Linked DNA regions of Mus musculus: region 1 is linked to region 2. Evidence: chromatin loops called from intact Hi-C (ENCODE). Cell type or tissue: left cerebral cortex. All regions are shown on one strand.

Evidence for each region. A loop is a pair of places that touch in the nucleus more often than their neighbours do. Peaks named below come from ENCODE experiments on the same cell type or tissue, not always from the same donor. Only the 100,000 strongest peaks of a DNase experiment are listed, where the experiment ranks them.
Region 1: a loop joins it to region 2, with 2.6 times the contacts of the local background. A loop is called at or near these places in 11 of 42 quality-filtered maps.

Annotation. Positions count from the first base shown.
Region 1 is chr6:91,058,735-91,061,234 of GRCm38, reverse strand. It overlaps Nup210 (nucleoporin 210), which reads left to right. Exons shown (of 40, transcript NM_018815.2): 16 at 500-673. Among named protein-coding and RNA genes, the nearest start is that of Gm38860, 50 kb to the right of the region's middle. In left cerebral cortex, a CTCF peak has its summit at 1,366 (motif pointing left); a DNase peak (open chromatin) is centred at 1,288.
Region 2 is chr6:90,808,734-90,811,233 of GRCm38, reverse strand. It overlaps Iqsec1 (IQ motif and Sec7 domain 1), which reads left to right and starts at 1,111. Exons shown (of 14, transcript NM_001134384.1): 1 at 1,111-1,466. The coding sequence starts at 1,444. In left cerebral cortex, a CTCF peak has its summit at 1,003; DNase peaks (open chromatin) are centred at 1,018, 2,010 and 2,457; H3K4me3 peaks cover 1,878 bases; H3K27ac peaks cover 2,494 bases.

The DNA.
Region 1 (2,500 bases), 250 kb before region 2:
GAGGCTGCACTTGACTTCAGTGGCCCCAGTCTAACCACAAGCAGGCCTTTCTGACAGCTCCTGCTCTGTCCTGTGCACTGTTGCATAGTTGGCCTCTCTCCTCTAGCTCGGAGGAGCAAGTGGGCCTGGAGTTAGGTGGTTCCACCTGTGGCTCTGGCCTCTCCACTGGGCTTTGTCCTGTACATCCCCTTTTCTGACCCATTCCTTCACAGTTAAGGTCTCTTAACCTTCAGGGTGCAGATTCCTCCATCTGTGTCTCGCCTTGATGGGTGTGAAGTTAGCACAGATTCCTCTTTCAAATGTCCAGGACCAGCTTCAGCTATGGAGTTTTCCTGATGTCCTGGGGAATCATGAGGCATCTCCTAAACTGCCTCTTCTCTGAGATGTTTGTAGATGGTACCTGGGGTATAGGCATCGTCACTGTCCTACGGACGTTAAGTCTCAGTTCAGAGAGGAGGGACTACGCTCAGGTGTCTGACTGCTCCTCTTGTTCCTTTAGGTCATTGCTTTGTCCGTGGGGAACCGGCCCAGCCTCTCTAACCCCTTCCCTGCTGTGGAGCCCACTGTGGTGAAGTCCATCTGTGCCCCACCATCCAGGCTCACTCTCATGCCTGTCTATGCCCTCCCGCAGCTGGACCTATCCTGCCCATTGCTGCAGCAGAATAAGCAGGTGGTGAGTATGGCCACTCTTGGGGAGGGAGGAGACATTGCCTGGTGGATCGACAAGAGAACCTTAGCTCCCTGCACCCATGCATGGTCTTGACTGTTCTGAGAGCTGGGACTCTATATGCAGGCACCTGAATCTTAACAGCCAGAGCTGTGTGGGGTGTTTCCATTTGCACCTTGCATGAGGGAATCCAGGGCCTGCAAAGGTGGGAGACATTCCAAAGTCCAGTTGCATAGCTGTTCCCAGCTTACAGCGAGACATACATACTTAGCTTCTGGTTTTCTGTTATAGGGGTGGGAAGGTGGCAGGCACTTGTTAGAAGCCAATTTGGAGTTTTGGTCTTTTCCCAGGCTAGTACTAAACAGTTCATCTTCCCTTAATTGTGTGCCCAGTGGAGCCAGTCACAGCCTCAGTCAGCTTCAGCACCATAGGGGAAACTGATGCTCTGTGGAGCTCTGCTGTCCATAACTCATGGGCATTCACTCAGTCCCATGTCTTTGTGTACTGTCAGCTGATGTCAGTGGCTGTCATGTCAGAGCACATGTAGGTCAGGCTGGCTGAGGGGGTGGGGCACAACAGTCCATGGTGTGTTAACTCAAGATGGTGTCATTGGGGTGTGACCTCATCCTAAGTCCAGGAGCTTCTGTAGTAGCCAAGCAAGACACAACCCCTCAGGCCCAGACTCGCTGTTGCCCTCTGCTGGGCACCTGAGGAGCTGTAGAGCCCTTGTGGAGCATCCTGTGGTTTCAGCTGTTCGTGAGGGGTGTTGTCTTTGTGTGTGGTCAGAATGGGACTGGGGGCTGTGAGGAGAGAGGACATCAGCATTGTATTGTCACAGGGCAGGGCATTCCAAAGTAAGTGTCAGGAGGGGAAGAAAGTGCCTGGGGCCTTCAACCAGCGGTGGTGGGGGTAACACCTACAGGTTGGCTTTCCCAGAAGCAGGTCAGTCAACAGGTTCAGTCCTCAGCTCTGGAGTCTCATAGCCCCCGGCCCTGAGTGCATCCAGCTCAGGGATGTGGGAGAAAGTAGCCTCGGCCCTGCATGGAGGAAGGAAGTCATGGTTTCCTCGTCCCTCCAGCACATACTCTGGTATCCCTCCTGTGTACATGGTGGCTAAGGCCAGTTCTGTGGGCTTGGAACCTTCACCTCATAGCCTCATCTCCCCCATCACCATGACCATCTCTGAGGTGGGCAGAGTTGAAAATGCGGAACCAGCTTTATCCGTCTCCAAACCCAGCAGCTGCTCCTCCTAGGGTCTGTGTTTTCCCAAAGTCATCTCAGAGTAGGGCTTGATCACCTCTGTGCATCCAGGCCTCCCACACATCTGAATGAACCTTCTGATGCTGAGTATGTCCATAGCCTTTCCAGCTGTGGGGCGGGTGCTGTGAGCCGGGTCCCTGGTGGGTGAAAGACAGCTCTGCCTTTGATCCTCACCGTCTGGTGGAAGCTTGGTTAGGAGAGCTGTACAGCTGTACAGCCTGGGCCTTGAGGACCAGCCTTCATCTCTCCTGGTGGGGTCAAGCACACCTGTTTCCCCTACTGCTCTGGTGTGGATCTGTGAGGCGGTTTTGCCTTCTCTGGCCCTTGTTCACCCTGGAGCTGAGAATTAATACTCCACCGACCCCCACGTATCTCCTTCACTTGCTTCACTTGTGCCAGTAAGGATGGTTTACAGTAAGAGGTACATCAAGGAGTGGGAAGTGGGGTGGGGGTGGGGGTTACAGACTCAGAACCTGCAGGTGGCTTAAGCCCCAGTGTCTGCTGCAGAATCAATGACCGTCTCTTTTGTTTTGTTTTGTTTTTGACCTTGGATTGGGGTGCTCAGAGAAAGAC
Region 2 (2,500 bases):
ACAGAGCAACTCAATCAAGGAGAGAGAGTGGACCAGTTTACCATGTGCTAAGCCTACATAAATCTGAATTATTCCTATGACAGCATTCTTCTGGGGAGGGGGGCTCTCATGGAAAGACTGGCCATTCCTAGAGCCCCCTGTATTTTGGCTACCCAGCTGCTTCAGCAGTTTCTACGCTGCATACAAGGACACTTCGCCAGATGAATGAGTTCCTCCTCATCTGGCCTCTGTCCCTCTTTGCTGTGTAACCTTCCATAAGTTTTTCATTGCCTCTGAGATCCATTTTCTCTGTAATAAAAGAACAGAACTCAAGAGTGAAGCCTCCCTCTTCCCCCAACTTCAGTGGGTCTGAGAAGCTAAAAGAATGGAACAAAGAAAATAGCCTGGCAACTGCCACCCTCATCCAGAGGGTTCACACTCTCACTACCTTCCCTGGAGGCAGCTTTGCAAGTGAAGACTCAGGCCAAAGTGCTGGCTGGGCCACCCTGTGTCTGTTAGTCCTAAATGAATGAGGACCCCCTCCACCTACCCCACCCCCCCACCCTCGTGCCTCCTCAGGATTTGATGTGTGCATAACAAGCTATGTCAGTTACTGTATGTGGTCAGCCCTCCTGAACCAGTTACACAACTGTCATGATCCCATTTTACAGTATCACATCTGAAATTCCCAGGAGACACTCTGCTTGCTGAAGTCTCATGGCCCCTAACTCCAGGACACAAGATCTCCTGAGTTCTTAGTTTAGTGGCTCCTATGTTTCCATGCCAGGGACGGGAAAGCTGCCCTGGAAAGCAATGCCATCATTACATTCTTCGGGCTGCGAGTGCATTTTAGCAACAGATTTCCAGGTTTCCAGTGAGGGCCAGAAGGAGCCACCTCATTGGTCTCAGCGCCAGGGCTCTTGGTTTTGCAGCCGCACCCACAGGGCGGCCCTGTTTGATGCTGCAGTTGCCATGGCAACGAGCACTTTGGCGATTGGTCCAGCGAGGCCGCACTACGTTGCTCCTGGAAGGAGGGGGCGCTCCTGCACTCCTGTCCCTCCTCCGGATGCTGCGAGAGCAAACCGGCACAGACACCCCCCTCCTCCAGCCCTCCCCTCCTCATCCCAGCGCACTGCCACCCCGGATGTGCGGGAGGGAAAATTCCCAAGGAAGTCCCAGGTAGCAGCGAGGCAGACGCCCCCGCCCAACCTGGCGACCATGGTGACTCGACGTCTTCCCAGGCTTCTGGGCACAGTGTAAACCCTGCGTAGGAGGACCTGTTTGGAGCCCCCTGCCACATTACATCCAGCATATCTAGATGAACCTGCCAGTCCTGGGAAAGTGACTGCCCTTGGCTTTCATTTTCTTCCTTTCCACCTCGCTTGAGCATCCTGTTCCTCCTCTGAACCACCTTGAGCCTCCTCAGCCCAGGCAGGAGAGAGAAGGAAATCAGACTTGGGCAGGATGGCTTGCCGAAGACGCTATTTGTGAGTATGCAAGACAAGTTTATCCTAAAGCCTGAGGCAGAAAGGACCACTACTCATGTTGAAGTGAGGGGCTTGGTGGAGGTGGGGTGGCTGCTCTGCAGGTGGCGTCCAGGGGGAGCAAGCTTTCGTCCAATGTTTGTACCCCTGCGGCAAAGGCAGTGTTGTTGATGATGAGGGGGAAAAGAATCTTAGTCAGCAAGTCTTCCTTGAGCTGTGAAAGTCCCCTACTGAAGCAGGCACCCTCCTCCTAATCCACATCCACAAATGAGGGTCCCAGACTCATGGCCGTGGTCTAGGCTTTTGTCAGTGCCCTTGACAGACCTATTTAGGGAAAGCTTTGATACTCAGCAAGCCCATGGCTTGCACCCAAGCCAGGTGGAAGGCCAGCAGCAGGCTGAGATAGTGGCAGGAGATGGCCTTCTCCATAGACAGGTGAAGGTGGCAGCAGTGTCCAGCTGTCAAGCACAGGTGTAATGTGCCGGTACTGAGCACCCGTCTGCTGGGCCTGATGCCAGCAGCGGAGGTGGTGAAAGTCGGGCTTAGGGTGGTGACATCACGGGACTGGGTATTTATGGAAGCAAAGCTGTGCTTAGTGAAGCCAGGCTTCCCAGGGGGCAGTGGGATTCAAATGCCAGCTTCCTTCTAGGCTCTCTGGGGGCTCTGCTGGTGCTGTTCTGGGAAGAGAAACCTTTGCCCTATGTGGGCACTCTAGGCCCTGGGGACTGAATGAGACTTGGGTCTGGTCTCAGTCTGCCCTAGTACTACCTGCTCAGTGCTTGGAAGCTGATAGAGACAGTTTGGTAATCTTGGACCTTTCAAGGTTTAAAAGCAAGGCATGACGTTCTTGAATTGGGATCAGCCACCAGGACTAGGAGAGGAGGCTTGCAACAGTTTTTAGGAGGTCATCTGGGAAATTCAAACTCTCTTCAGACTGGCTTTGAACTCCAAGAGGCCCCCAAGCCCCATCAAGGGCCCTCTGAGCCCTCCTTAGGCCTTGCCTCCTCCCCTCCTGAGAGGGGCGGATCCCATGCTAA